Regions from separate parts of the Homo sapiens genome. Here region 2 is linked to region 1. The links are chromatin contacts, found by Hi-C or POLR2A ChIA-PET in ENCODE. All regions are on one chromosome and are shown on one strand. Each heading gives the region's core, a stretch centred on a gene start or an enhancer-like site at or near the end of the contact. The rest is flanking DNA. Distances are from core to core; before and after follow the strand shown. Region 1 has its middle 23 kb from the start of ARPIN-AP3S2. Region 2 overlaps ZNF710 (zinc finger protein 710).

Evidence for each region. Hi-C counts contacts between places; a loop is a spot of excess contacts on that map. ChIA-PET counts read pairs that join two places held with the same protein, here RNA polymerase II (POLR2A). Pooled maps may share reads with other maps.
Region 2: a loop to region 1 is called in a pooled map, with 5 times the contacts of the local background. The contact joins two enhancer-like sites. A Hi-C loop is called at or near these places in 5 of 50 pooled maps. POLR2A ChIA-PET finds 5 or more read pairs at or near these places in 5 of 52 experiments (AG04450, BJ, Panc1 and 2 more).

The regions. Positions count from the first base shown.
Region 1 is chr15:89,933,490-89,938,237 of GRCh38, reverse strand. It overlaps the pseudogene LOC100421368. Among named protein-coding and RNA genes, the nearest start is that of ARPIN-AP3S2, 23 kb to the right of the region's middle. Within about 2 kb of position 1,282, at least 4 of the 41 ENCODE cell types and tissues checked have a DNase peak (open chromatin) inside an H3K27ac peak, as active enhancers do.
Region 2 is chr15:90,058,106-90,062,774 of GRCh38, reverse strand. All of the region lies in intron 1 of ZNF710 (zinc finger protein 710), which reads right to left. Among named protein-coding and RNA genes, the nearest start is that of ZNF710-AS1, 22 kb to the left of the region's middle. RefSeq lists enhancers at 2,976-3,025, 3,036-3,095, 3,216-3,335, 3,161-3,872. Within about 2 kb of position 3,099, at least 23 of the 41 ENCODE cell types and tissues checked have a DNase peak (open chromatin) inside an H3K27ac peak, as active enhancers do.

The sequences.
Region 1 (4,748 bases), core at 33-2,532:
ACCACATCTTTCCCTTCTTCCTTCGACATGATGTTGTGTCCGGAGTTGGTTCCTTCCAGTGGGTTTGTGGTCTGGCTGACTTGAAGAATGCAGCAGCAGACCTTTGCGGTAAGTGTTACAGCTCTTAAAGGCAGCACAGACCTGAAGAGTGAGCAGCAGCCAAGATTTATTGTGAAGAGCAAAAGAACAAAGCTTCCACAGTGTGGAAGGGGACCTAAGCAGGTTGCCACTGCTGGCTGGCCGGGCGGGGGGGGGGTGTGGGGGGGGGTGTGGAGGGGAGCTTTTATTCCCTTATTTGTCCCCACCCATGTCCTGATGATTGGTCCATTTTACAAAGTGCTGATTGGTCCATTTTACAAACCTTGGGCTAGCTACAGAGCGCCAATTGGTGCATTTTTACAGAGCACTGATTGGTGCATTTTACAAACCTCTAGCTAGCTACAGAGCGCTGATTGGTGCATTTTACAATCCTCTTGTAAGACAGGAAAGTTCTCCAAGTCCCCACTCGACCCAGGAAGTCCAGCTGGCCTCACCTCTCAATGTTATATCTGAAGTGCGGCAGCCATCACATGACCATAAGGAAGCTGTATACTAAGGATGATGAAGTGGAGAGGTAGAAAATCTGTTTTCTGTATAGCTTCCTTGAGTTAGAGACACTAAACCTGAAACCACCTATCTCTAGACATCTCGTGATGTAATTTAATTAAATGTCTTTTTTGCTTGAGTCATTATTAGTCAGATTTCTTATTATTTGCTAAACATTACTAACTAATGTGACCAGTGTGTGACACTGTGACTGTTTGCTACATCCTGAATCCAATTATTATGGTAGAGGAATGGGATACTTTGCTGGGTGGGTTGAGCAAGTAGCTTATGTTTTTCTCGTGTTGGTGGTCTTCCAGAGCACTGCCTTACTTTTTGAGCTCAAGTTTTCACCCTGCTACTCCTTTTTTGTTGTTGTTGTTACAAAATATTGAAAACTAATAAGATGTTTATTGAAAGAACAGCAACACAAGCCAAAATAAACCTATAACAATAGACATAATGAAACAAAAACCAAAATTCACTGGGGAGGAAAAAGATTTAAACAAACATCCTGGGAATTCCTATCTAGGGCACTCCTTTGTGTGCCAGGCGCCCATTATGTGTCAAACGTCATCTGATAACATCGGTGAAAAATCTTCATTCACACTTTCTTGGTGCAGAAGACATAGACCTGATGACGAAGTCACTGCGAAGTGGTTTCTGGAAGTGTTTTCTGGTGGCGTCTTAAGGTCGCGGGCCGACCGAAGGCTCTTGGACGCTTGGAACATATTTGTAGGATTTCTCTCCGGAGTGGATGCGCTGGTCCTCCTTCAGATTCGTCTTGTAGGTGAAAACTTTCTTGCAGTCTTTACATTTGAAGGGCTTCTCCCCTGTGTGGCTTCTCTTGTGGCACTTCAAGTAGGACTTCTGGGTGAACTGCTTCTGGCAGACGTCACACGTGTAGGGCCTCTCCCCAGTGTGGGTTTGCTGGTGAAATTGCAGGCCTATGCCCTGCCTGAAGCGCTTCCCACAGAGATTACATTGAAAGAATCTCTTTCCTGTGTGTGATCTCTTGTGGATGGCTAGCTTGCCTCAATACTTAAACCTCTTATTGCACACCTCACATGCAAAGAGCAGCAGTTCCTTAACTTCTTGGCCATCGGGGTGACTGACCGGGCCCGCAGGGCCTGGGGGATAGACTGAATTTATCTCAGCTTGTCCCTGTCACCCTGCTACTCCTGACTGCAGGCAGAGGCCTCTGCTGTCCTCTGTTTGGTACAAGCAGGGGAGGAAAGCAGGGAGCCAGACCCTTGTTCCTACTGTGATGCCTGAATTAACCACCTTCATGGTGCCCCAGAGCTTCCTCCTCTTCCCCGTATCTACCGTCTCCAAGCTTAGAGCCCCTAAGATGCTCTTGACTTGTAGAGCAATCTTTTCTTGCATGTGGTTTAGGCTGTGGTTTCCTCCTGTAGTCTAGCTTCATTCTCCTTCTGCCTTTCAGAGGTTCCTGATCATTTATGGTCTACTGAGAGCACTCTGTTTTCCAGTGTTGCCACTGTGTGTGTGTGTGTGTGTGTGTGTGTGTGTGTGTCTGTGTGTGTCTGTGTGTCTGTGTGTATCTATGTGCCTACTTCACATCTGATCCAAAAAGTGTGATTTGTATTCATGAAAAGAATAGGCCGGGTGCAGTGGTTCATGTCTGTAATCCTAGCAGTTTGGGAGGCAGAGGCAGATAAATCGCTTGAGCTCAGGAGTTCGAGACTAGCTTGGCCAACATGGCAAAACCCATCTCTACAAAAAAATACGAACATTAGGCAGACGTGGTGGTGTGTGCCTGTAGTCCAGGTACTTGGGAGGCTGAGGTGGGAGGATTGCTTGAGCCTGGGAGGCGAAGGTTGCAGTGAGCTGAGATCACGCCACTGCACCCCGGTCTGGGCAACAGAGCCAGGCCCTGTCTCAAAAAGAAAGAAAGAAAGAAAGAAAGAAAGAATAGTCAGCCTTATTTTTAAATATCTAAATTCTCTCTTCTAGGACTCTATCTGAAGAAATAGCAGAATTATAGTCGAAGTTTTATATTCAAAGATTTCCTTTCCAGCAGTATTTGTGTAATAGGATTAATATCTTACAAAGTATCAAAGAGCCTTTCCAAGTACAGAACCTTCTGTGTGTGGCTTGAAGCATCCAGCCTGCCTAGAGGCAGAAGAGGTGTGGGAAGTAAAAGTATTAAGGTTTACTAGAATTCATTATTTCTTTGAAATTGATACGTGTCCCTATAATCAATGTTTGCTGACAATAGCTGTTGGCCAGGCAGTAGTTTCGATATGGTTGTCATTGTCTGCATATATGAAAACTTGATCTGAAAACCTTCTATTAACACCTTCTATAAGATTAAAAGAAGAAAAAGGGACAGGAGGTGCAGCATAAAAACCTGCAGAATGAGGCCAGGCGCAGTGGCTCACGCCTGTAATCCCAGCACTTTGGGAGGCTGAGGCGGGTGGATCACTTGAGGTCAGGAGTTCGAGACCAGTCTGGCCAACATGGTGAAACCCTGTCTCTACTAAAAATACAAAAAATTAGCCAGGTATGGTGGCGGGCACCTGTAATCCCAGCTACTCAGGAGGCTGAGTCAGGAGAATCGCTTGAACCCGGGAGGCAGAGGTTGCAGTGAGCCGAGATCGTACACACTGCACTCCAGCCTGGGTGACAGAGCAAGACTCTTTCTCAAAAAATGAAAAACAAAAAAACTTGCAGAATGAGTGTCAACAGTTGGGAAGGCAATCCCAGAGGCAGTGGTGGAGCACTGGATGAAGAGATCCCGTATCAACAACTCTCTCAATGCACAGGCAGCAATGCTGTATAGAAAGACACGGTCATTATCGACTTTGATATGAAAAGGGGTTCAGAAGAATCAATGTCTACATCAGTCTCTTCTGTAAAGAAGTTATAGAAATACCTTCCAACTATTTCACTGAGATTTTCCTTTTTACATATGCACAAGATGATATATAAAAATATATGTCTAAATAAGTCTAAAAAGAGCTTTTTGAATGAGTGTAAACCAAAATTCTAAATAAGAATGCATTGTTCACAATTTAATTGGCAGTTTGTTTTTCTTTCTTAGGAGTACCTAAAATAACAGTGCATCTTACAACTGATGGTGCTAGTTGTGGTGAAATGCAAAATTATAGAAAGTATGAGGAGAGGAGAAGTAATTAATATCTAGTTCTGACATTCAAAATAGATTATGCAGCAAGACATTAGCCTTGCAAAATAGGTGTTTGTCTTAAGAGATCTTCCAAATTATTTTCTTTTGATCCTACGCACAGATATCCTTTAGCACTTCAACAACCAAGACCAGAGGACTTAGCCTGTAGAGTTGTCCCCTAAGTGGAAAAGAGAGCCCTTTCAGCCTAGATTGTGGGCCTCAAGGCTTGCTGCCTCGCTGGAGGGATGTGTGTGGCAGAGCAAGGTGGAAGCCTGCCTGTTTGAGGCCATGGGGAAAGTGGGAAGAAGAAAGCAGTGAAGGGCCGGGTTCGGTGGCTCACTCCCAGCACTTTGGGAGCCCAAGGTGGGCGGATCACTTGAGGTCAGGAGTTCGAGACCAGCCTGGCCAACATGGTGAAATCTCGTCTCTACTAAAAATACAAAAATTAGCTGGGCGTGGTGGTGCATGTCTGTAATCCCAGCTACTTGGGAGGCTGAGGCATGAGAATAGCTTGAACCCAAGAGGCAGAGGTTGCAGTGAGCTGAGATTGCACCACTGTACTCCAGCCTGGGTGACAGAGCAAGACTCCGTCTCAACAACAAAACAACAACAAAAAAAGGCAGCAAAGGAGGAGAGGGATTCAGGCAGAAATGCGACCAGAGTTAGAGAAGTCAGTAACTCAGCGATACCCATGGTGAGGGGGGCTTTGCCTCTCTTCTGCTTGGAGCCCCTGAAGGAGGCTGCCTTAGAGGAAGCCCTGTAACTCTCCGAGGCACAGTCTCATCAATTAAGGCACAGTTTGAGCAGGCAGAGCAAGGATCTGAGCTTCAGCCTTCCTGAACTTCTGTACAGCCCCCATGGGGTGAATGGGATCCTGATGTCACTAGGGTGGGCTGTGAAGTTGCCAGAGGGGATCACCCTGGATTCAGAAGAGGCCTGAGCAAACCCACAGCCAAAGACCCCTCGGCCTCCCTCCCACTCCTGCCCCTGGGATCTCAGCAGCCACAGTCCTGCCCCT
Region 2 (4,669 bases), core at 1,850-4,349, 120 kb before region 1:
TGTGTTCTGCCTGCCTATCGCACACGGAAATGAGGAGTGGGGAGGCCCGGTATCACTCTGTTCTCCCTCCTCCTGGGCCAGCATTGTGCCTCGTGTCTCCTCACCCGCTCTGTTCCATCTCCCAGGCTAAACCCTTCTGTTTATGTCCTGGCACAGGGCCATCCAGGGCAGGAAGAGAGCCTGCCAGGTGTGCGTCACCTGTGTGCCAGGGCTGCCTCCCCACCCAACCCAAGGCCCCTCTGTCATCCGCCTGGGGCCCCACTGGGGCCCCTCCCTTCTTAGAGCAGGGCCTCTCCCACCACTTGTGCTAAGGACTCAGAACAAAAGCTCCCCCCATGTCCAGGAGAAAGGGGAGCTCAGACTGCCCCAGGCTGGCAAGATGAGGGGCGACCACTGGCTGGGATGTGGCGTGGCCTCCCACCAGGATGCCCTCGGTCCCCAGGGTGGGGAGAAAGTCAATGTGAAAGGCGGGGAAATAGACACAGATGAGCTGCCTGATTGTAGTTGTGCTGGGAGTGGGGGAAGGGAGGACATATCAGAGAGAGAGAGAGAGAAAGGGAGAGGGAGAGAAGAAATGAAGAGACAGGGAAGGGGGGGCAGAGGAGGAGCCTGAGTGAGGGGGAGGGAGAGAGAATGAGGCTGTGGAGGCCAAGAAACAAAGGCGGGAGGGGGAGGGGCGTGCAGTGACACCGGAAGCCCAGGACTGCCCTATTTCCCAGGGCTCGGCACCTCCACCTCCCAGGCCTGAGGGCCAGGCCAGCCCCTGGGGAGGGAACAAAGACTCATCGTCTGGGGGCCAGCAGGGGACCTTCCCCACCCAAGCAGGGACGCCGTCTCCTCAGAGCTCTGGAATCTCTAACTGTGACTTCACCTACGGCTTTGCCCCATGGGTCCTGTAAAGGCTGGGCAAGTCGCCTGGCTCCTCCACCTGTCTCCATTTCCTGATCTGTAAAATGGGCACAAGAGCCTACTTGGAACGGGAACTATTGACCTACCTGCTGGTTACCAGGGTCCCTTCCCCAAGCTGTGACAGCACCTCCTCTCATCCCACACTGCTCACAACAGTGCTCCTTTCCTCTCATGGGGACCCCATCACTCTAGGAGCAGAGGAGGGTCGGGTGGGATCAGGGTGGCTGGTGTCCCTTGGGACACAGATCTCAGGGCAGAGAGTGGGTGAAGACACCCAAAACCTGGTCTCGCACGACAGGAGCCATTTTGAAGGAAGAACCAACAGGACCTTGTGGCCACCTGGACACTCTTTGACTAGTTCCCACCACCAGGGAGATCTCAAACACCAACTGAAGGGCGGGCGCGGAGGCTCACACCAGTAATCTCAGCACTTTGGGAGGCTGAGGCAGGCGGATCACTTGAGCTCAGGAGTTTGTGACCAGCCTGGGTAACGTGATGAGCTCTCATCTCTGCAAAAAAAAATGCAAAAATTAGCTAAGTGTGGTGGCATGCCTGTAGCCCCAGATATTTGGGAGGCTGAGGCAGGAGAATCGCTTGAGCCCAGGAGGCGAAGGTTGCAGTGAGCTGAGATCACGCCACTGCACTCTAGCCTGGGTGACAGGCGTGAAACCCTGTCTCAAAAAACAAAACAAAAAAAAGTATAGAAATAAAGAAAAAGCAAGCAAGCAAACAAACAAAAACAACCAATAGACAGAGGTCTGGGGCTTCTGCCAGGCCAGGCTTGGGACATCACCAACCACCCGTGATCAATGTAATTTGATGACTATTTCCTGAAGGTCCAGTGAGCCCATACTCCCTGACACAGCCTCAGCAGTGCCTCGAACTTATCCTGGAAGGCAGGCTTGCCTGTTGGCTCCTCATCTTGGCCTTGAATCACCAGGTTGCTCAGAGACTGCAGTCTCCAGCCCTGCAGCTGAACCTCTGACTTTTTATTTATTTATTTATTTTTTGAGACAGTGTCTTGCTCTGTTGCTCAGTCTGGAGTGCGGTGGAGCAATACTGGATCACTGCAACCTCTGCCTCCTGGGTTCAAGCAATTCTCCTGCCTCAGCCTCCAAAGTAGCTGGGATTACAGGCGCCCACCACCATGCTCGGCTAATTTTTTATATTTTTAATAGAGACAAGGTGTTCACCATGTTGGCCAGGCTGGTCTCGAACTCCTGACCTCAGGTGATCCACCTGCCTCGTCCTCCCAGAGTGCTGGGATTACAGGCGTGAGCTACTGCGCCCGGCCTGACTTTTTATTTTTTTAAGAGATGGGCCTTCCTCTATTGTCCAGGCTGGAGTGCAGTGGTGCCATCATAGCTCACTGCAGCCTCAAACTCCTGGGCTCAGGCAATCCTCCTGCCTCAGCCTCCCAAGTAGGTGGGACTAAAGGCATGTGCCACCACACCTGTCTAATTTTACATTGTTTTTGTAGAGGTGGAGTCTTGCTAAGTTGCCCAGGCTGGTCTTGAACTTCTGGGGTCAAGCGATCTTCTCACCTTGGCCTCCCAAAGTGCTGGGATGACAGGCCTAAGCCACTGTGCCAGGCTTGAGCCACTGATTTAATGCACATTTACTAAACCTATTAGGTGCTTGCTTGTGGGTAGATAGAAGGGGCAAATTAAAGTTCTCACCCTTGGGGAGTTGACTTGCGTAAGCTCAGTCCACATGAAGCACCCGGATCTCTGGGAGGCGGGGGCTGCAGTATGGGGGTGGGGTGGGGTGGGGACAGGGACTGAGGACTGGCTTCCGTGGAGGCAGTTCAGGACCCAACAGAGCAAGAGCGGGGAGGGGGCTCCTGACCCTGGGTCTGGCATTCAAGCCCTCCAGGATGTGGCTCTGGGCCTTTTGCCCCTTGGAGTCCAGGGCCCTGGGGCTGGAGAGGCTGAAGCTGGAGTGGGCGGGACAGGTAACCAGGTGGGAGGAGAAGAGGAAGTTCCAGGCCTGTACACCCGCTGTGAAAAACATGCACGGGATTTCACCGCCTAAGGAAACCAGCCTCTTGGTTTCCCCTGTTGTCCTCCTCGCAGGAGGCTTCAAGGGAAACTCTACTCACATGCGCAGAAGGGAAGAGGAAGCGAGAGCTGGAAGGCCTGTGCCTCGGGGCCCCTTGCCACAGTCTCACTTCTGCCCAGCCCACAGGCCTCAGGAGCCAGAGGCCCAGGGAGCTGCCGCCGGCACGGGGGAGGGGCAGGGGAAGTTCGAGAGTCTCTTCCTCCTGCGATCCTGTCTCTGCCTTGCTTCCCCTTTCTCTGTGGACAGATTCACTGAGCCCCACCTCTGGGAGTCAGAGTGGCTGGGCCCCTGACACAGGGCCACCAACCCACAAACCCCCGTGATGCGCACCATACCCGGCCCTGTTAACAGATGAGGAAACTGAGGCCCAGGGAGGGGAAGGGAATGGTCCAAGGTCACACAGTGAGACGGTGGGGGAGCAAGGGCTAGAATGCAGGTCTCCGGCCCCGCAGCCCCCACAGCCTTTTGGTAGGCGGGATGCACTGCCCATGCCTTCATTTGCTGCCCAAGATGGCTCCCAGGCAGGCTCCACTGCCCCTCTGCCCCCAACTCACCGATGTTTCCTACCTTGGGGCCTCTGCACAGGCTGATTCCCCTGCCAGGACTGCCCTTCCCTCGAACTGGGTGAATTTCCCATCATCTTTGAGGATTTAGTGCAAGCACTGCTTCCCTTGAAGTACATGAGGACAGGATGAGGACCCTCTCTCAGCCTGAGACCATCACTGTCGTGGTAAATCATATGCGTCATCTTGGCTAAGCTATGGTGCCCGGCTGTGTGCTTGGCTAAGCTAGATGTTGCTATGAAGGTATCCTGTAGATGTGACTCACATTTACAATCGGTTGACTTTAAGAAAAGCAGATGACCCTCCATAATGTGGGTGGGCATCAATCAGTTGAAGGCCTTAAGGGCAAACATTGAGGCTTCCCAGAGAAAGAATTCTGCCTTGAGACTGTAACTTATGAATCTTGCTGAGTTTCCAGCCCCCGGGTCTGCCCTGCAGATTTTGGACTTGCCAGCCCCCACAATCACAGGAGCCAATTCCTTAAAAGAGACCTCTCTGTGTACGTGTGTGTGTATATGTGTGTATATATATATATATATAAATATATAGTGTCTCCTACTGGTTCTATTTCTTACTCTAGAACCCTGACTGATACAATAATCACACTGTGGATCATCTCCCCTGACAGCCAGGCCACCCACAGGACAGTGACTGCAGAGGAACAGAGGGGGCCCAGCACGGGAGTGTCTCTAGAGAAAGACACCAGCGTACAGAAAAGGGAAGAGAAGGAAACTGACAGTCGCCAAGGGACCAAGACTGAATGCGGTAAGTGAGATGGAGAGTGAAACTCTTGCCTGAGAGTTCTACCAAGGCTTTGCTCTTCTCTGAGCACCTCACTCCCAGGACAGTCCTGCCTCCTCCTTGGGGTGGTGTCCAGGCAGCATAGGGAAGGGCCTCTCCAAATTAGTTAGCAAGAGCAGATGCACACTCTCAGTGACCTGACCTTGTCCGGTGAATCAAGCCAGAGGGCCCTCCCCACCCCAAGTGCCTTCTTCCTTGCCTTCCCCTGCTAATGGCAGAGTCCCCAGGAGCTCAGGCCCAGGAGCTCTGAGTGCTTTCTCACCTGACGCCCTCCCAGGTGAGAGAGCCCCTCCCACAGGGCCTGCTCTGACAACCCTCGCTCTCTTGATCCATTC